Linked DNA regions of Homo sapiens: region 2 is linked to region 1. Evidence: chromatin loops called from intact Hi-C (ENCODE). Cell type or tissue: mammary epithelial cell. All regions are shown on one strand. Each heading gives the region's core, and the rest is flanking DNA. Links, peaks and the distances in the headings are about the cores only.

Region 1 (11,404 bases), core at 4,819-7,318:
ACACCCCTGAAGATGGAGAAAGAGGCCTTCCAGGTACCAAGTAGCAGTTATGTCAGACTAGGACACTTCCTGTTTCCAGGAGGCTATAAAACCTCTGTCCTGTCCTCACCTAGGCTGACGCCATTTTAGGCCTCAGCCCACCTGCACTCAGGCGCTCGTTAAAATAGCACGTTGCTCCACACCTCCTCATGTTATCTGTTGGTGCGCTCTCCGGGTTTGAACAGATCCAAGAATCTGGTTCATTTGCTTTTACTTACCTCTACATTTTGAAAGGAAAAATTAAGGGGCTTTTAGCAATCCTGCTAATTTACCTATTATTTATTTACTTATTTGTGACTTTGGAAAAAAATAGCTATGTTGTCCTCTCGAGCTATCTGAGCAGAGCTCACTTTGTTCTTGTCACAGAAGACAGAAGGTTAAATTGAAGAAGCTGAAATGCACCTCTGGCTCAGGTGAGAGAAGGGAAAGGAATTAAGACAACTCAAAGAGTGGCTCATGGACCAGCAGCACCTGCATCCGTGAGAGCTTGTGGAGCCACAATCTGCTTTTTAACACAATGCCCAGGTGATTCTTTGCATAAGATTAATGTTTTGAGAAGCACAGCACTCTTGCATCTTAGCACTTATTGCCCTTAATTGCCCTCCCGTAAGTGTGGGAGTCAGCCTATGGAGTCTGTTTTGCACTCTGGCTCTCCATTCCATTATTAATGACAGAGCCATTCAGGTGTCCCTGTTGGTACAGTGACACAAGTGACCAACGCTGAGTTCCACAGAAACTATCATGGAACAGGCTGGTTCTTTTTGTCAGTGTTGGGGCCACCATCTCACCAACAGCCAAGAGGCGAGCAAGATTAGAATGTGAAGGATCTGGATTCATAATGCCTGAGGGATAGACACAAAACACAGTCATTAACCTTGTACACAAAGGAAGTTGGACAGACATGGCCACTTTGCCTCACCCTATGACTTGCATCCTGACCACATAGAAGGAAGATTCATATAAGGAGAAATTTTCATCCTCTTCAAAGCACCACATTGCAGAATTAAAGATGCTGAATTTAACAAGCAAATGGCAGCAATGTATCTGCAATTGCAATAAGCATCTGCTTTGGCTGCCATATCCTCTATTCTTATATTTATTAATGTAATGCTAATTAGTTCTACTAAGGAGAGTTATAACAGAAGGGTAATGACCAGAAGCCCCATACAAATTGTTCCTCTTCATCTGTTTTCTTCTTTCTCTTTTTTTCCTTTTAGCAATGAATTGATTAGGGCCTGAAATAAAGGAAATGCAATATCTGTCAACTCACTATAAATATGAACGGGAAATTCTGAGAGGGTTTTTTTTCCTGTTTCTTTGGCATTTGTTTCAATGCTGCCTAGATTTATTCAGAAATGAGCCAAGAAGCCAGTACTATAAAAATGACTAAATGCAAACATAAAAAATTAAACCTTTGTACCTTGGACGAAGCTGATGGTTATCTAGCTGCAACCTCATCTCCATTTTTATTGGAAGCAAATTACATACCTATGTATGATTCAAAGGGTGCGTTATTTTATTCTTATTCTGAATGTGTGGGGTTTGAGTGCTATAGTTAACTTTGTATAAGCAAGATGATAAAGCTTGCCTTTAGGCTTCGTATGTCCTGTTCACACAGACAAACTGACTGACCGATATGCAGATAATCATAAGACTCATGCCAGCTCTAAAATTAACTGCTATTCCACAGAGATCCATTAATTCAGAGTAAATCTTTTGCCCAGCAAACATGAATTTGCCATGCATCTTGGCATTTCTTAAATAAGCAAAATAAACACATTTTTTTCCTTCCTGTTACTTTCTCAAGCTCCAACCAATCTTTATCTTCTTAAAAATGTTTATTGGAATGTAAAAAAGTTGAACTCATAGAAACCAAGTAGAATGGTGGTTACCAGGAGCTGGAGGGTGGAGAAAATGGGAAGATGTTAGTCAGCTGTAAATGTTACAGCTATAAAATGAGTAAATTCTGGAGACCTAATGTACAGCATGGTGACCATAGCTAATAAGAAGCTATGGTATACTCGAAATTTGCTGAGACCAGATCTTAAGTGTTCTCATCAGATACACAAAAAAGTTAACGATGTAAGGTGACTGACATATTAATTAGCTTGATTGTGATGACTCTTTCCCAATGTATATCAAACATCTTGTTGTACACCTTTAATATACTGTATACATTTTATTTGTCAATTGTACCTCGGTAAAGCTGAAGACATTTAAAAATAAATCAAATTTCAAACAAAAAACTTTTTTTTTTGAGATGGAGTCTCACTGTCTCCCAGGCTGGAGTTCAGTGGTGCAATCTCTGCTCACTGCAAGCTCCGCCTCCCGGGTTCATGCCATTCTCCTGCCTCAGCCTCCCAAGTAGCTGGGACTACAGGCGCCCACCACCACGCCTGGCTAATTTTTTGTATTTTTAGTAGAGGTGGGGTTTCACCATGTTAGCCAGGGTGGTCTCGATCTCCTTGCCTCCTGATCCACCCACCTCGGCCTCCCAAAGGGCTGGGATTACAGGCATGAGCCACTGCGCCCAGCCAAAAATTTTTTTAAAGAAAAAAAATTAGTTCAATAAACATGTTTTAGACAAGTACTGAGATTTCATTCAACGCGCCTATCAGTGCTATGTTCTAGGTAAGACCCTCATCTTGCATATGAGAAAATAGGCAGAGAGAAATACCTCAAGGCAAAGAGCCAATAAGGAGTTGGGACTCAAACTATGTCTCCTAACTGAATATACAGGGATATTTTCACATGCCTAGGGGTTCTCAAAGCATGATCACTGAACCTGTGGCCTCCGCACCATCCAAGAACCTGTTTGAATGGAAATGCGGGGGCTTCACTTCAGACCTATTATTACAAATCGAAAACTCTAGGGGTGGGGCCCAGCAAGCTATGTAACAAACCCACAGGTGATTTTGATGCATGCTCAAGGTCTGGAAGGACTGCACTAGCCCAGAACTGCCTTCTCCCCAGAACTATTTGGAAAGACAGAGGACACCTGCAAGACTCAGAAGGCACTCCCTCTTAACACCTTTGTTTCCATGCCTACAGCTCTCCTAAACAGCCCCGTGTCTGTGTTTTCCTTTCTCCATTCAGGAAATATTCATTGAGCGCCTTTGATGGGCAGGACGCTGTGTTGGAGGCTACAAATACACAGGCACAGACAGAATTTCTCTATGTTCAGAGAAAATGGCAAAGATGTGAAAACAGCACTCATCACAGCATTTCCAAAGGCTTTGTCTCAATCCTTCTCAACCCCTGAGGTCCCTGCCACTACTGACCCTGCTGCTTTCTTCAAGGAACTCTCTCTTCCTTCCTAACTGTATACCCTGGTTGCTGGTTTCTCTTTTTCATTAGCTTTACTTTCTTTCTTTCACTGCATTACATAAATTCTTCCCAATGTTCCATTTGTATACTTCTTTTCTCTTTATGTATTTCCTCTTGTAAGCTTTTTGGAATTTGCCACTCATTATGATATTTCTGCTTATCCTAACAGCACCTTCGTTTTCCCACTGAGGCTTAAAAACTCCACCATCTGTTTGCCCTGTCTCTAATACTCCAGAACCTGTGTTTAATCAGAGGCCAAGTCTTCACATTTGTACCTTGGTATCTCTAACACCTCCTCATTCTCACCTCTGCCACCAGATTATTTTAAGGACTGTTTTACTAACCTCTCCTCTGGCATCCCATCTCCTGTTCCAGCATCCATGCCCAGACAATAGGCAAAAACTTCTTTATAAAAATTATATCAGGCAGGGCACAGTGGCTCACACCTGCAATCCCAGCACTTTGGGAGGCTGAGGTGGGCGAATCACCTGAGGTCGGGAGTTCGAGACTAGCCTGACCAACATGGAGAAACCCTGTCTCTACTAAAAATACAAAATTAGCTGGGGGTGGTGGCGCATGCCTGTAATCCCAGCTACTCAGGAGGCTGAGGCAGGAGAATCACTTGAACCCAGGAGGCGGAGGTTGCGGTGAGCCAAGATTGCGCCATTGCATTCCAGCCTGGGCAACAAGAGCAAAACTCCATCTAAAAAAAAAAAAAATTAGCTGGTCGTTGTGGCAGGCACCTGTAGTCCCAGCTACACTGGAGGCTGAGGCAGGAGAATTGCTTGAACCTGGGAGGCAGAGGTTGCAGTGAGCCAAGATTGTGCCACTGCACTCCAACCTGGGGGACAGAGTAAGACTTTGTCTCAAAAAAAAAAAAAAAAAAAGAAAAGTATATTACTCTTGTATTGGTTCTCCATTGTCCACCAATCTCAAAATTGTCTTTTAGGAAGGCTCTCCACAATATGATTTCAGAGGAACTTTTCCAATCCTATGTCCCCTACACACTTCAACAGAATAGTCTTCACTGTTCTCCAAATGTAACCCTTTCTTTTCTTAAAAAAAAACAAGTTTTAAGTTCAGGGGTATGCATGCAGGTTTGTTACATAGGTAAACTTGTGTCATGAAGGTTTGTTGTACAGATTATTTGTCACCCAGCTATTAAGCCTAGTACCCATTAGTTATTTTTCTTGCTCCTCTCCCTCCTCCCACCTTGCAGCCTCCAAAAAGCCCCAGTGTGTGCTGTTCCTCTCATGTGCTCTCACTATTTAGCTCCCACTTACTTAAAGTGAGAACGTGCTGTGTTTGGTTCTCTGTTACCGCATTAGTTTGCTAGGGATAATGACCTCCAGCTCCATCCATGTTCCTGCAAAGGACATGGTCTCGTTCTTTTTCACAGCTGCATGGTATTCCATGGTGTATATATACCACATTTTCTTTATCCAGTTTATCGTTGATGGGCATTTAGGTGGATTCCATGTCTTTGCTATTGTGAATAGTGCTGCAATGAACACACGTATGCATGTGTCTATATGATAGAATGATTTATATTCCTTTGGGTATATACTCAGTAATGGGATTGCTGGGTCGAACGGTATTTCTGTCTTTAGGACTTTGAGGAATTGCTACACTGTCTTCCACAATCAAATGCAACCCTTTTTTTCCTGACTTCTGTTCATGCATCTCTTTCTTCCAGCTAGCTCATCCTTTGTGTTATTACCTGTTGATACTCTACTATTCTTTATGACTCAATTGAAACTTTCTCCTTGGTGCCTTCCAAGTTCCACCAATGGGATACAGCTTCTTCATTCGATTCTTGATTGAATCCTGCAGTACTTTGCTTGTCTTTTTCCTGGCTTTTTCTTGCTTTTATTTGCATTCGGATATTGGCATGGCTGGATTCTCAGCTGCCTCTAGGGTTGCATGTCTTTTGCTGCCCTGAACAATAACTTTTTCAGGGGAGAAACTTAATAAATATTGGTTGAGTATTATTAAAATGTGTTTCTCTTCTGTTTATCCTTTACCTGCCATTCTTGACCCATTTTGCTACTACCATTTGATTCACAAATATCCCTTAGCTTCTATCCCAAAGATCCAGAATTTACTTTTTATGAGACTTATTCAAATATATTCTCTGTGTCTTTCATCTCATCATGTCTGAAACTCAGTTCCCAGGAGTCACAAAACATTTGTGTGTAGTTTGTAAATGAACACCCCAATTACAGTGGGATTAATCTGGACAGATCTGGATTAAAATGTCTCCTCTGTATTCTCTTTTGATTACCTTCTTTTAGTCTCACAGGCCCTCAGTTTCTGTGTTTGTAAAAAAAAAAAAAAACAAAAACAAAAAAAAAAAAACGCTAATTTCTTCTACCTTGGAGGCTGTCAGAGCCAAAAAAAGAGAAAGTAATTGAAATGTCTAACCAAATAAGACATGGCCAATCCTTCATTAATGTTCAGAAGTTGAAAGGATCCACCTTCATTTTACAGATTGGGAAACTGAGGCCCATCTCTGTGGATTCAGTGGCTGAAGGTCCCCAACTTGAAGGAGGCAGAGCCGACACTAAAATCATTGTCTCTTGACCCCCTGCCTGGTCCTTCTCCAAATAAATGATGCAGATCCTTCCAGGAACAAACCTGGTCGAATGACTGGAGGTCTATGAGGGAGCCGGTGCTGCGTGGGTGTGGGGCTGTCACCAGTCCTTCATCTCACTCACGGGCACTGCCAAAATGTCGATCCCCTCCGTTAGACCAAGAGCCACACAGAGCCTGGTAAGCAGCTCTGAAGGCATTCTGTCAGGCCCTGGCAGCCGTGACATTCTAGATGATTTTTGAGCAGCTGGGCTGACTCAGGGCTGACTCACTTGGCAATGTGGGCAGGAGAGGGAACGACAAGCTGCTGGTGTCTGACCTTTCAGACCTTGTCTCCCTCCTGAGTTTGTAGAGGAGTCCCTGGGGCAGTTGTGACACCCTGTGGCCAGGTCAGCTCATCACAGCACAGTGTCCCTTAATAAAGAGTGCACTGGGCATTTGCTGGGGAAGAAAGGGTGCTCTCCTGAGTTAGTGGATTATTCCTCCTTTTGGCTGCAGCTCAGGCTCACTGCTCCTCCACTGTCTAGCACCACTTCCAGCCTTAATTAAATTTATGTGCAGCCTTTTGGGCCTTAATTGAGAATACCTTCCAAGAAAGTAGATATGAAGAACTGAAAAAGTGAAGGCCACAGGAAATGACTCAGAATCGATATTGAACACTTCTGGAGGACAGAGGATATGTCTTCCATTCCACAGAGCCCTTACTCAAACCATGGCACTGTATACTGTAGGTGCTCAATAAATGTTACTGCATGTTGAATGTGTTCCATGCCCAATAGCTTGACCAAAAGGCTAATAAGTGTCACATGCTGTTGTATTACATTTGATCTATCAATATCAGCTAGACTCATACTTTTAACATTCAATTCACTTGCTCTTGATTGTGACTTCCCAATAATGAGAACTAGAATATTATTACCTTTCTAAGCCTGCCTAGAGAAGTTTAGAAGAATTTGACAGGCATGCTCTGACATAGGACAATTCATTATAGGACAATTAGATGATGCTATTCACACATGTGTGTGCTTCTTTGACTTTCCATGCTTTTGTTTAGCTTTTCTTCACTCAGTATCCCTTCCTCCCATTCCTCTCAATCTCTATTCTTTCTCTTATGGAAAGGCCCCTAGTTTTATTTTTTATGCTTGCTTTTATTCTTTGAGAAAATAGTTTTTAATGAAAGTATTTAGCACAGCAGTGTCAGACTAGAATGAGATTGCATCTAATTGTGCCTCTTCTAGGTGAACTGTGCAGCAAAGCCCACCAGAATTTAATTTCAGGTGAATAGACAGTAAAATCCACAGAAGTGTATGCACTGATTTAACAGGATTTGGAATTATTGTAAAATTATTTAGAAAATCACTGTCATGTCATTTGTGTTGGAGGAACAGGATTTCGAATTATTGCAAAATTATTTAGAAAAGCACTATCATGTCATTTGTGCTGGAGGAACTGACAGGGTGAAATGCATCTCTTGTCATATACTGGTTCCTAGAAGTATCTCAGAGTATTACTGTCTGCTTCTATCAGATAACAAAAATAAAATAAAGAGAGCAAGAACAAGCATCCAGAGCTGGTGACATTCCTGTGGTTGGAGGACAGTTTGGGTAGTGAACAAAGAGAATGGCAGTAGAGAGAACCTAGAGTTGGAAAACGAGGCAAAAGTTCTGCATATCCTAGACAGCTGTACCAGTGTCTGGAGAACCAGCCACAGTGGTCTCAATTCACACTGCAGACTGCCCTTCTGAATCACAGCTAGCAGTAGCTGTTGCCCTCAAACCCTGTGCTCTGCCAGCCACACTGGATCCCATCCAGCATTTATGATGGCCCCATCCCAACCCTGGCCAACCAGGCTCTACATGATTGAGCTCCTGCCTTCCTCCAAACCCGTCCCCATACCCCACTGCCTTACACACCCTGACTGTCCTGCTTTGCACTTGCGATTCCTTCTCTCTAGAACAGGGGTCCCCACCTGATACCGCTGCATGGCCTGTTAGGCAGGAGGTAAGTGGAGGGTGAGAGAGTGAAGCTTCATCTGTATTTACAGGCACCTCCCATCGCTTGCATTACTGCTGGAGCACTATCTCCCGTCAGATCAGTGGTGGCATTAGATTCTCATAGGCGTGCGAACCCTATTGTGAACTGTGCACTTGAGGGATCTAGGCTGCACTGCATGCTCCTTTTGAGAATCTAATGCTTGATGATCTGTCACTGTCTCTCATCACCTCCAGACGGGACTGTCTAGTTACAGGAAAATGAGTTCAGGGCTCCCACTGATTCTACATTATGGTGAGTTGTATAATTGTTTCATAATATATTACAATGTAATATTAATAAAAATAAAGTACACGGTAAACAGTGCCCTTGAATCATCCTGAAAGTATGCCCCACCCGTAGTCTGTGGAAAAATTGTCCTCTGTGAAACCAGTCCCTGGTGCCAAAATGGTTGAGGATTGCTGGTCTAGAACGTGTGTCCCCCAGTCCCTTGCATGGGATGACCCCTCACTTTATCCAGAACTTGCCTTAAATGTTACCTTCCCAAAGGTCATCATTTCTCCTGCCATTCAAAGTGCTCCATCTTTTCATCCTGTTTCATTTGTCTCTATTTTATTTACTATTACTTGAAATTATATTTCATAGTTTTGTGTTATTGTCGATTTTATATCTTTCCATGATGACTGGTCACTGGTCTCTTTTGGTCAGTGTTTAGTACTTAGTAGTTGCTCAGTAAATATTTATAGACTGAAAAAAATAGGCCTGTCTGGTTTTTGTGTGGACCCCCTACCCCCTTTTTTTTTTTTTTTGAGATGGAGTCTCAGTCTTGTCACCCAGGTTGGAGTGCAATGGTGCCATCTCAGCTCACTGCAACCTCCGCCTTCCTGGTTCAAGAGATTCTCCTGACTCAGCCTCCTGAGTAGCTGGGATTACAGGTGCCCAGCACCACGCTTAGCTAATTTTTTTGTATTTTTAGTAGAGACAACGTTTCACCATGTTGGCCAGGCTGGTCTCGAGCTCCTGACCTCAGGTGATCAGCCCGCCTCAGCCTCCCAAATTGCGAGTATTACAGGCATGAGCCACTACACCTGGCTGACCCCTTTCTTATCAAAGTTTTCATCTTTGTCTTGCAGATGAATTATTTAGAGGGAAGCTGGTTTCTAATTGCATATAGTGATGTAACGCTAGATCTCTAAAAATGTCCTACTCTGTAAAACAAGATTGTATTTGTTTTCTAAAAAGTCCTACCAAAGGAGTAATAGAAATTTTGGAAAAGGGAATTAATATTCATTGATCACTTACTATATGCCTGCCATGATGCTAGAGGCTTTCTAAACATTTTATGATTTATTTCTCTCAACAACCATTCTGGAAACTGAGTGTGAGAGAGAATAAATAACTTGACTAAGGCTATATCGCATTGAATAGTATCCTTCCAAACGATATCTCCAAGTCCTAAATCCCAGTTCCTGTAAATGTGAGCTGATTTGGACATAAGGTCTTTTCAGATGTAATTAAGGATCTCAAGATATACTGGATTTTAGTGAGTCTAAGATCCAATGACTATTATCCTTTCAAGAAGAGGAGAGACACAGAGACACACTGAGAAGATGGCCCTGTGAAGATGGAGGCAGAGATTGAAGTGTTGCAGCTACAAGGCGAGGAATGCCACAGATTGCTGGCAACTACCAGAAGCTAGGCAAGAAATGTGGAATGGGACTCCTGCCCTCCAGATCTGCGAGACAATAAATTTCTTTCAAGCCATCCTGTTTATAATAATTTGTTACAGTATCTTTATTTTACTAACACAAAATCTTGGGCTGGTAACGGCAGAGCAAGGACTTGAACCAGGATCTGTTGAATCCAAAGCCTGTACTCATTTCACTATCCCAGTTCACTTCCCTGAATTCTATAGCAGAGGAGTCATCCTTGATCAACATATTATAACAATTAAGGAAGATGTAAAAGCACAGCCCTATAACCAAATGAAATCTGCAAGCACAGTTGTTACCTTTGGTCATAGTATCACTTATATTCATGGCCAAAGTGCAAAGAAGACCTCACACAAAAGAAACTCTTAGCTGACTCCAAATAGAAAGGGTTGCAAATTCCAGGAAAGCGAGGAGAAGAGAGATGCAGAGGAACTTAGCAGCAATAGCTATGAGAGTAGAAAATAATAGAGAGATTTAACTGGAGGGAAAGAGCAGCCCCTCCCTTTGAAGAGAAATATTCAAAGCACGCAGGCGACTTGAAAAAGAGCCGTGAAGAGAGACATGCAGGCGGCAAGTCGGATTTAGACCAGTCATGCAATGCTATAGAAAAAAAAAAAGGAGCTAATATCATTTCAAAGTTCACTTTCAGAGGTGGAAAAATCACATAGCTGGCAGGTTGCAAAGTCCCTTTTTACGAGGCTCTAATGAGAAGATAGATTATTTCTGAGTCACTTCAAACCAGAAAGTAGAAATGCAGCAGGGCAAGGTAGGAAATTGATAAAAGGGTTAAACAAAAGTAATGCATGCAGAGGATAGATTGATTTCTGGGGACAGATTAAAAGCACTAAATATGTATTCTTGATGAGGTGATAATTAAGGTCACTGGGGAAGCCAAAGGAGCTGTCTGGGAGATGAGAGGTCAGCATGCAGACAAGTGTGGAATAGCATACAAAAATCTCACACAGGCAAGCAGGTAAGTGGGAGTGATGGGGTGCAATCCACAAAGGATCATTCACAAAGTCTCAGCGCAACCTCCTGACAGCGTGAAGTTTATTGCTTCTCTATGTAACTCAAATTTCAAATGACCTTTCGCTTTTCCACGAGTGAAGTCATTTCCTTTGAGGAAAGGTGCTATATAAATGTAAACATGTAAGTCTGAGGTGGACAGAGTGCTAGAAAATAAACACATCCCGGAATCCTCCTGCCCTGATCCTCCAGAGACAGACTGGATGTGACCTCATGGATCTTTCTTTTCATCTTCTACTTATGGGAATCGTACCTGACACCACCAATTTTGTGGACCCTTTCCACCTGGGGAAACTCACAAATAAGTGATATTACTGGAGACCACAGTGTTTTAATAAAAACACTCTGAGATCCGTCTTCACCCAGCATTTCTGGAAGAACAGTTATGTGGCTAACACTAGTGAGTCTGGAAAGCCCATCAGCAGGAAAGACTGGGTCCTGATAGCAGCAGTGTGACTTAGCTCTGTTATAGGAATATCCAGGAGTAGACTCTTGTAGAAATCAAGTTTGCCCACTCTCTCTGCGTGTGCATGTACATTTCAGTTCCTTTGAAGCTTAGCATATATTATTTAAGGTTCAATTCAAATGTTCCTTCTTCTGAGGCCTTCCCTAAATCCCAGGTCTGCAGTGAGCCCTCTCTGCCCCGGGTATTGTACCTCTATTTCACTGCTTGTCACAGTCTGAGTTGTCACTTACTGATCTCGTTCCTTTAATGG
Region 2 (11,404 bases), core at 3,652-6,151, 270 kb before region 1:
CTAGATACTCAGGAGGCTGAGGTGGGAGGATCACCTGAGCCCAGGAGGTCGAAACTGCAGTGAGCTGAGTTTGTGCCACTGCGCTTCAGCCTGGGTGACAGAGTGATTCCCTGTCTCAAAAAAAAAAAAAAAAAAAAAAAGATAAAAGATGAAAGGAGTAAATTATCATAGTTCAAGAAAAAAAAAGGTGATTAAAATTTATGGAAACCATAATCACATTTGAAGCAACAAGAATTAGGGTGGAAACCACTGGGGGGAAAATCAGTGACAAGAAAATCAGAGTTGTGAAGTTTACATAAAACATACTGAACATATCCAAGGAATAAGAAAAATGTAATAAATATGAAAGAAACATTGAAAAACCAATGTAGGGGAGAAAGTTACAATTCAAATATATAAGAAAGAAGTTAATAGGAGAGAAGATAATAGATGTGAAAGTAAAACAATAAAGGATCAATGTAATGGGAAAATATATAGTTTAAAGATATAATAGAAAAAAATCTCATATACAGAAAAACTTACTTGTAGCTCAAAATGGTGCATCATATACACTAGAAATAAGAATAGACTGAATGATCCACAGCAACATATAATCTTACTTATTCAATCATCCATTCAATCCTGCAACACTGAATACTGTCTCTATGTCAAAGAGGGTGCTTGGAGCTGAGAAACATGTAAGGCACTATAGCAGTTTCAAATTCAAAGATAAAGGAAAAAAGTATATAAGCATGTAAGTAGAAAAATAAGTCTTCTAAAGTGAGAAACATAGACTGATTTTAATGTTCTCTACTGTGGAGTCAGTGTCCCTAATGACAGAAAAGGCCAAAAGAAAATTAAAATCTGGCTAAATAATTTTCTAAAAAGCCAAATTGTTTTGCAAAAGAAAGACACTGTCTAACATGCAAGACCTCAAGAAATATAAAAGCTATTTGCTTTCCTTAGGAATGTGCATGTAGTGGGTAGAGGGAGACACTACTTGAGAAAGTCTAGGAAATCCAAAGATTGATATAGTGAAGATCTCACAAATGGGGAGTGCATGGTCAGAGAAGTGTTGATGAGCACAGAACTATGTTATAATAAACATATAACTAAGGATAATCTGGAAATGATGTTTACAAAAGAGAATATAAATGCTATCAATCTTGTCAATGGAAAGGTGATGCTATAACTAATAAAAATAAGAACATATGCATGAGAAAGAAAATGCATATTGGAATAATTTATCTTTTACAGCAGAAGTCAATAGACAATATGCTAATTTTAAAAAAGAAACAAAAAATAGAGATTTAAATATGGGAAAGTAATGTTAGCAACGCAACAAAGTTAGAAAACCTAACTACCAGAAGGGGGAAAATGTTGACAAAATATAGAAATCATAGATTACACAGATGTAGAGTTCACAATTACATTGTGAATCACAAACCATGTAATTCTTGTTGGTGAAAACTTGAGGCCCCCATCAGAAACAAATACAAAATTACCATGCAGGTATTTTTTTTTTTTTAAACCCAGGGTATATGGAACTCTCCTGAGAGGGGGTGAAGACTACAGCCTGCAGAAGATACACTCAAAATAACAAATCATAAGTCAAATGAGGAAATAATCCACCTTGAACAAGACTCAGCAGATACGAAAAGCAGCAAAAGCAGACACTCACGAACTTGAAATATTATGACCCATTTGGAAAAGACTATAGAATGGTTATATTTGAAATAATTAATAAATTAGAATAAGTTCTCGAAACATAATGAAAGAAAAAGATTTTTTTGGGAAAAAAGGTAGATTTAAATATTAAACAGCCTTTTCTCTAAATGAAAAAACATTTTAACAAAAAGCTTAATAGAATGGTTAAATGTCACAGACACAGTTCAGCAAAGATAAGAAACAAGAAGGAATTTTTAAAAGTCGTGTTTAGGGTAAATGGGTAAGAGATAATATTTAAAAAGATACCAGTTGAAAGATGATCATCTTCAAGAAATACTCTAGAAACCAGAAAAAAATAGGAAATATATGAAGTTCATAAGTAAATACATCATAATAAACATCAATAAAGCAGGGCAAATCTTAGAAAACTTGAGAAATAAAGACAGATTATCTTTAAATAAGGGACATTTAGATCAACAATAAATTTTCCATAAAAACAAATTAAATAAGGGAAACTAGGTGAAAGGAACTTTCTGTGGTATCTTTGCAGTGTTTCTATAAATATAAAATTATTCTAAATTTAAAGCTTAATTTGCAAAAGCAAAAACAAACAAATAAATAAAAATGTTAAAGCGAGGCAGAAAAAAGAAATTAATTATGTCTTGTCAATGCTGAGGGAAAATGAACCCCAAACTGCAATTCTATACTCAAAAAATCCCTTTATTTCTTTTGCATGAGTAAATACATCTTCCCATGGAGAAACCACTGCTAAAAAGAACTACTATAGTATATAGCTTAGTAAGAAGAAAACGGAGCTCAAGAAATACACGCAAATGCAAAAATAATTAAAAAAAAAAAAACTAAACATGTCAGATAAAGAACTGGAAAGTCTACTCTTGTAGGCTGACAGTGGTTATACTTAGACAATGAGAATAAGATGACATAAGGTACAGGTTATTTTTTATGTATCAATATTTTCTATATTTTTCTCAAGGCTTAAAATGAGTATTTTAATGAGAAAAAAAGAATATAATGTTTTACATCTAAAAACAAAAAAGTAAGGCTGGGAAAAGAAAAGAGGGGGGAAAGAGAAAGAAGAAAAGAGTAAAAAGAGAAAGAGAAGAAAGTAGAAGGAAGAAAGGAAGGAAAAAAGAAAGGGAAGGAGGGAAGATAAAAGAAAGGGAAGGAGGGAAGATAAAAGAAAGAAGGAACAAAAGGGGATGGATATGAAAAGATGAAACACTGTTGTTAGATGTCCCTGGCAAGTGGTCAGAGTCACTGTGTCCTGCCACCACTTAATCCATTATCTTATTCCCTTTGAACAAAGTTGTTCAGATCTAGCAAAATGCAATAAAACTGCCTTGACACTCCTGCCAACCTTTCTATCTTGAAGGTAAAGCTTGCATTCAGCTCTTTGAAATCTTCCTTGAGAACATCAGCCTCTCCCTTCTTTAACTTGTTTGAGCACTTTGTTGGACCACTCTCTTTGACTAGATACTTCTATTTTGTTTAATATGACTGGCAGTGGTAAGAAGCAATTCTGTGTGTGGTGGCCTCCTACTGGTTTCACCACTGCTCCTTGTACTGCCTTTGTGCCCAGGGCAGTGTGGAATACTTAATAGATACCAAATCACCTCCAATCTTATTAACTGTTTGCTCATTCCAGATAATTCCCCATTCTCATAAACAGCCTCACACTTAAGTTAGCCTAGCGGTCCAGAAGAGCAACACAGCCCGTGTCCAGGAGAACCTTCTTCTAAGGGCAGCATTCTACATGCCAGAGAGCAGACAGCAGCTTCTAAAATAAAGCTCCAACGTCATGCAGAGTTGCTCTCTCTGCAGCTCAGATTCAGCTCCCTCAGGATGAAATACATATGTTAAGGCATGGTTACAATAACTTCAGCAATAGTAGGGTGTTAGCTATTCTCTCTCTCTCCTCCCTCTTGATTTTTCAAACCTGATGAATTCAATTCATACTCACCATTTGCAACTGAAGTTAAATATAAATGAAAGAAAATAGCATTATAGCATCATGCAGAAATCAAACGGTAGTTCCACTGATAGAGTGGGCCTTAATATTGAGATGTGGGAAATACATGGAGAAAACACCTGAAAATTGATTTTATTTCCTCCTTTCACTAGGAAGCTTTGATGTCCTGTAAACACACATTCAAAAGTGAAGTCACTTTAGGCGGTATTGGAGAGTCATGGTGTAGGGGCAAAATATAAATCAGAAACAAAACATAAAATTAGAGTCAGATAAGTAATTGTGGGTTTGAATTCTTCTCCAAATACCAAGTGAGAAACAGGAATTTGCCTTCTCTGAGCTTTGTTGTCTTCATGTGTAAAATGGGAATCTTATTGTTTTTCTTCTTGAAATGATATACATAGAAATGAATGCCATAGCATAAAACCTCTTCTTCTTGAAATGATGCACTTAGAAACAAATGCCATAGCATAGAACCTCACACATAGTCACTCGACTGAATTTTTATTCCCCTTTCCTTTCCACAGAGTTTGGAGACAAAGTATGAAAATAATTTTCTCCTGGCAAGTTCACCATCCTCATCCTCAAACATAAACCTATATAAATGCAGCTTTCAGACAATCTCTAAGCAAAGCCATTAAGAAGACTCTATCCCTTGCCATTCTTCCAAGCCAGCCTATACAGCAATTTGCAACTTTATGATGTGATAGAGTTTCTTTGTTTTGATTTTTCATTTGCATATTTATTGAGATATGACGATCTTAATTAGTTCTGCTTTTTTTGTTTTGTTTGTTTTCTTGGTTGGGAAAAGACAGCTTCCTATAGTGAAAAATAATTCTGCATGCTAACAGGGTGAACAAAACCCAGCCTGTGGCATTCCTTAATGTTGATGGTGATTTAAACGCAGTTTTGCGGATTCTTTTTATCACTTGTTTTCTCTTTAAATGCTGAGGTAATGCTCAAGACTTGGGTGAATGCCAGACCTCAAGAGGCAGCCACCTACTGAGAAGCAAGAGGCGAACACTTAAAATTCCAGACACTCAGATTCATCCAGCATACTCTCCCAGCTACCTGTCACCCATCTCCCTCCTGAAAAAGCTGAGCTCCACCGAATGTCTCCTTCTAATGAAACGCAACTCTGGCTGCATCTCAGTTTTTGCAGGCGAGAAAAGAGCAACTCTGAATTCCCTGGGTGAGTGAGTCCCCGAGGCAGTATTTAGCAGCATTGCCCACACCCTGCTATTCTCCCTTGACCTTCTATCTATTTTCTCCAGGAGCAGAGCTGTGTGAACGCTGTGCTCCATCTAAGAGGCACGAGCAGCCTATTACACAACTCATCCACACTTACAGACACACTGAGTATGCTCACCATGAATGTCTCACCATCATCACCCGGGACAGTTAGCATGGTTCCCTAGGGTTTTGTGTTTGTCAGGTACTTCACACCATCACAAAGTGTGTCCCTGAGTTAACACATTTAAGAGGAAGGACATAATTTATTACTCTCCGGTTTTTTTTTCTTAACTCCAGTAATGGAGCATTTTCTATGTATAGAGAAGAGCACTAGGCACTGTTGAGAAAAGAATAAGAATAAACATTGCCAATCACCTACTGTGTGCCAGGTGCTTGGCCATTGTTCTCTCTTAAAATATAAGCAAATAAACAAATCTATGGGGTAGATCTTATCAATCCTACTTAACAATTGGAAAAAGAGATTTAGAAGTTTAGATAATTTTCCCAATATCTTAAAGCTGCACATGGCATAGAAAATGTGTGATAATTAGATAAGACCAAGGGTTCCTATATCCCTTGATTCAATCAACAAATATTTATAGATAAGGTCTACTCTGCCTGAGGAAGAACTGGAATGAGGTATTCATTCAGCCCCAATCGAAGTCATGAACTCTGTTACATGATCTAGAGCTCTAGAAAAAAATCCAGTCATTCCCACATAAAAAGTAATGGAAATAAATGTCCTATTTCTTATTGAACAAGTGTACCCTACATAGTGTGGGGAGATGCAGTCCAAACTCTTTATGAAAATGGGAATGTAGAATAAAACAGGAAGGAAGTGGGAGAGAGTGGGTTAATGAGGAAAAGAATGAAAGCAAAAGAGAGGGAAAGGAGAGACGGTGTTTGACCTGTTTAGTCAAACTTGCTGAATCAATTCATCAGCAAGTGCTTTTCTCTTAAGTTCTCATAACTTATGAAAAAATGGGTTGACCTAAGTGGTCTAAAGGAAAAGATATATAAGAGGCTGGTTCACTGAGAGTATGGTCAATAGCTAAAAGTTTAGCATTTACATGAGAGGACCTCTGAGTACTGAGTGGCCCATTGATGTTTCAGACATGTAATTCAAACTATTTACCTAATTAGTTGATGAAACTCCACTGAACCAAACCACATTCATTTGCTCATTCCTTCTGTTTAGAAACTTATTCAGTGTTAAAATACAGCTGGGCTTTGGTGTGCATGGTTGGCTGTAATGTGTAGCTAAGGGACCAGGAGAAGTTAACAAATTCGTATAGGTATCAAAATCAAGGTCATAATGACCCATGTCACTTGAGTAGAGAAGGTGCTTGTGGGCAACCCAGTTTTTCACTTTACCAATGAATGATGGTGCTGTTGCTCAAGCTACTATTGTTTCAGCATTCAAAAGATACCCACTCCCTTGCTTGTTTTTTTTTTTTTCCTCATTATTTCTTGTTGAATGGTGTCAGACACATTCTACTGGATATCTGTGGGTCATTGCTAAAATGAGACAGTGTAATCAGGTATGGCTAAGATATTTTACCATTTGGTATAATACATTCCCTCAAGCAGTGGGACACATGGTGCAATGTCAGATCTAATGAATCAAGGAAAACACTTTACAGGGAGATGGGACCATCTCACTCAACTACACTGCTGTAAAACTCATCAATGTCATTCTAAAACTTACAGAGGAACATTTTCTCATTGTCTGAAAAGAAATCAAAGCATCCAGCCCAAAAGCTTCTTAAGCTGATAAGAAATTTCAGCAAAGTCTCAGGATACAACATCAACGTACAAAAATTGCTAGCATTCCTATACACCAACAACAGGCAAGCAGAGAACCAAATCATGAACGAACTCCCATTCACAATTACTACAAAAAGAATAAAATACCTAGGAATACAGCTAACAGTGGAAGTGAAGGACTTCTTCAACTACTGCTCAAGGAAATCAGAAAGGACACAAACAAATGAAAAAACATTTCATGTTCATGGATAGGAAGAATTAATATAGTGAAAATGGCCATACTGTCCAAAATAATTTATAGATTCAATGCTATTTCCATTAAACTACCACTGACATTCTTCACATCTTCACAGAATTAGGAAAAACTATTTTAAAATTCATATGAAACTAAAAAAGAGCCTGCATAGCAAAGATAATCCTAAGCAAAAAGAACAAAGGTGGAGGCATTATGCTACCTGACTTCAAACTATACTACAAGGCTACAGTAACCACAACAGCATGGTACTGGTACCAAAACAGACACATAGACCAATGGAATAGAATAAAGAACTCAGAAACAAGACCACACACCTACAACCATCTGATCTTCAACAAACTTGACAAAAATAAGCAATAGGGAAAGAATTCCCTATTTAATCAATGGTTCTGGAAAAACTGGCTAGCCATGTGCAGAAAATTGAAACTGGACCTCTTCCTTATACCTTACACAGAAATTAAGATGGGCTAAAGACTTAAATGTAAATCCCAAAACTATAAAAACCCTAGAAGAAAATATAGGCAGTACCATTCAGGACACAGGCACAGGCAAAGATTTTATAAGAAAAACACCAAAAACAACTGCAACAAAAGCAAAAGTTGACAAATGGAGTCTAATTAAACTAATGAGCTTCTGCATGGCAAAAGAAACAATTATCAATCAGAGTGAAAAAACAACCTACAGAATGGGAGACAATTTTTGCAATCTATCCATCTGACAAATGTCTAATACACAGAGTCTACAAGGAACTTAAACAATTTTACAAGAAAAAAAACATTAAAAAGTGGGCAAAGGATATGAACAGACACTTCTCAAAAGAAGACATTCATGCAGCCAACAAACATGTGCAAAAAAAGCTCAACATCACTGATCATTAGAGAAATACAAATCAAAACCACAGTGTGATACTATCTCAAGCCAATCAGAATGGTGACTATTAAAAAGTCCAGTAACAACAGATGCTGGCAAGACTGCAGAGAAAAAGGAACACTTTTACACTGTTGGTGGGACTACAAATTAGTTCAACCATTGTGGAAGACAGTGTGGGTGATTCCTCAAAGATCTAGAGGCAGCAATATCATTTGACCCAGCAATCCCATTACAGGGTATATACCCAAAGGAATATAAATCATTCTATTACAAAGATACATGCATATGTATGTTCATTGCAGCACTATTCGCAATAGCAAAGTCATGCAATCAACCTACATGCCCATCAATGATAGACGGAATTAAGAAAATGTGGTACACGTACACCATGTAATACTATGCAGCCATAAAAGGAATGAGATCATGTCCTTTGCAGGGACATGGATGGAGCTGGAAGTCGTTATCCTCAGCAAACTAATACAGGAACAGAAAACCAAACACCACATGTTCTCACTTATAAGTGGGAGCTGAACAATGAGAACACATGGACACATGGAGGGGAATAACACACACTGGGGCCTGCCGTTGGGGGCCAGGTGGGGGAAGGGAGAGCATCAGGAAGAATAGCTAATGGATGTTGGGCTTAATACCTAGGTGATAGGTCGATCTGTGCAGCAAACCACCATAGCACATGTTCACCTGTGTAAGAAACCTGCACATCCTACACATGTACTTGAGAACTTAAAATAACAGTCAATGAAAAATAAAACACAAATACCCCCCACCCACCCCCCAGAAAAGAAGATCAGAGCATCTGGAAAGAAATATAGATTTGCCGAAAGCACTTAGATTTCAGTTTAATTTTTGGTCAAACTTTCTATAGTAAGCGGTATCGCCACCCTAATTTTCTATTAGAAGGTCTTTTCTATCTTATATGCTTCAAAACAACAGAGATAAAATGGGTTACTGGATGTCAACTAAGCCACATAAGGATAAACTATGGCATGGGAAAGGTCAGGAATGACTTTTCAGTGAACGGAAAACAAATTATAAACGTTGTAAAAGTAAACATAGGATTTAATCCTTTGAAAAGTTAAAAGATAATATGCATTTATTTTCTGACCTAAATTTATAGATGTCTCCTTTAGTGCCAGTCTTTACTTGTTATATAACTCTTACTAAGTGCTTATATATTGTTAGTCTTGTCCCAGAAATTAACGCCATCTATTGCTCCAGCCAATGAATGTAGCATGCCATTCAGCGCTTTGCTCATTTCCAAAAGTGCTCATTTTTAACTCCTCTGCAGCTTTCTCTTTCTGACATTATTTTATGTTCTGATTAACAGTTTTGACTCATAATGGCTCATGAAAGACGTGCAAATAATAATGCTAGAGGTACATAGACATGAATGCTATGTTTTAAAGCAGCTTGAGGCCATAAGCACATTTAAGGAAATGAAGGGTAAGGCAACAGATGGAAAATGTCCAAGGTCAATGTATATCCCCAATGAGATCTCTGAGAAATCCCCTCACGCTGAGCTTTAGGACCACCCCACTCCCTCTCATCCTCAGAAAACTTCATTTTATACCTAGATCTTCGTTGGTTACCATTTTCTCCTCAAATTATTGACACACATACATCTTAGATATAATTCTAGCTAACAAACCTCGCAAAGAATCGACAGTGTGAATTTCAGCATCAATATTACCTTTAAAATAAAGGTATATGATTCATCTGTAGCTCTACAGTTTATGTGGATTGGTGCATTCTTTTTTTTTTTTTCTTTTGAAGAGAGCTCCAGTCTTCTGAATATTTAGTTTCCACTGGACAGCCTAATCTCTTTCTATGAGGTAGCCCTAAGGTGAGTGGTGCTGGCCAGGTCACTTCTGATACAATCAGACCCATCACCGGGCTTGTTAGAATGAATGGTGCTGAGGTTGCCTCAGACTAAGGCAACAGGACTGGTCTTGGTCCATGTAGTTCTCGTTTCCCTGCTGGTCCCAGGGACTGAAGTTTTTGATCTCTGTGGGCCCAAACGAAAAGAATCCAGCTTCCCAAGCCTTGATGCTCCCGCAAGATGCACCTCCTTTTTCTCATCTTTGGCATGTAGAGGCAGCCGGAGTGGTGAGAGATTGTAACTCTAACCTCTTCTTCATTGTTATATTTTTCTCATTCTTTTCCAGAGGGTTTAGAGTAAATGGAAGGCAAATTAAAGCTTCCTGGGGCTTATACACATCATTATGAATCTATACCTCTGTGTAGTGACCCCCTTATCCAAGGATCCAGAGGGGGTATATGTTTTCTTTCTTTCTTTCTTTCTTTTTCTCTATTTATACTAATTCAATTGGAGAATTGTCGAAGTCCTTTGACATTATAACACTGCCTTCTGTGAGGTGCATATTCCTAATTGTATGATCTGCGGCTAAAAGAATCTTGGTGAGGTGCATGGAACAATGTCAGGGAATTAAAAGTGAAATGACAATTGTAAAGTTCAATGTCAGAAACTCATCTCTATAGGGACTATGTTTTAAGGACTTGTGTAGCTTTTATTCAAATGGTATTTCTATTTTCACAAACACTTCCTCCTCACTCAACTCATAATGCCTGTACATGCTAGGAACTAAAAGCTTAAAATGAAAGCATAGCAGAATATGGCTTGAGAGAGATGCTTAAACAATACTAGAGGTGCAGGTATAAACTGCGCAAAAGCCCTGTTGAGCTCAGTGAAGTCTGAGTTCAGGCAGGTGGATGTGAGCAGTTAGGCAGGTGAGTGTTAATGAAAGAGATGCTTATCCTTAGAATTGAGGTCTATAATAGGAAGAGTTTAAAAGTAACAGCCAAGATAGATCGATTTGATAGATAAATGATAGATAGGTAGGTAGATAGATACATACATAAATAGATATATGCATAGATGGAATGACAGAGGATAGATGGCAGAATGATAGACATATATATCTTTACACATATACCTTTACATATATGTACCTTATTATTTCTATTTGTTTTAATAAATTATGTTTATGAATCAGAATCCTTACATAAACAGTCTAATTGGAATTTACTGAGTGTTAATATCTTAGACACATATTATGAGCAAAACCTTCTCACTGTGGGAACTCTGTGAGCATTCCACTAACCTTGGGCATTCTCTGCCCCTTAAGTTAATAGAGCTTTGATCTGTGTCATCTTCTGTTTTGGAGACTTGGTATTACACACTTGGCGAGAGAAAGGAGCTTCCAAAACCTCGTCTTTACTTATTTCTTCGTCTGAGTTTTCAACTACATGGTCCTACCTAATCCCTTCATTAGAATTAACTTGATCTCTCACCTCTCCTCAAATACGGTTGGGGCCTTGCTGTTCTCCGACTGGGTCCAAGCTGACTCTAGCTGGAATGCCATCCTTCTTGCCACGGCTAATTGAAAACTCTACCACAGCTTAAAATAAACCCAATGTTACCTCCTCCATAAAAACATCCATGATCATGCAGATTAGAAATAATTACCCATTTGATTTTAATGCATTTATTCACCGTATGGTCCCTTAGAAGCCAGAGACACATTTCTATTAATTCATAATCCTTATGGTTCTTATCCTTTGTCTTATATATAGAATATGCCCAAAACAAATGCTAATTAAAGAAA

The links. Peaks named below come from ENCODE experiments on the same cell type or tissue, not always from the same donor. Only the 100,000 strongest peaks of a DNase experiment are listed, where the experiment ranks them.
Region 2: a loop joins it to region 1, with 3 times the contacts of the local background. A loop is called at or near these places in 4 of 110 quality-filtered maps.

The regions. Positions count from the first base shown.
Region 1 is chr15:86,619,686-86,631,089 of GRCh38, reverse strand. The region is part of intron 21 of AGBL1 (AGBL carboxypeptidase 1); the gene reads right to left. Among named protein-coding and RNA genes, the nearest start is that of AGBL1-AS1, 310 kb to the right of the region's middle. In mammary epithelial cell, for the core only: a CTCF peak has its summit at 6,338 (motif pointing left); a DNase peak (open chromatin) is centred at 6,259.
Region 2 is chr15:86,886,501-86,897,904 of GRCh38, reverse strand. All of the region lies in intron 22 of AGBL1 (AGBL carboxypeptidase 1), which reads right to left. Among named protein-coding and RNA genes, the nearest start is that of AGBL1-AS1, 580 kb to the right of the region's middle. In mammary epithelial cell, for the core only: no CTCF peak of the experiment used is centred there; a DNase peak (open chromatin) is centred at 4,624; H3K27me3 peaks cover 263 bases.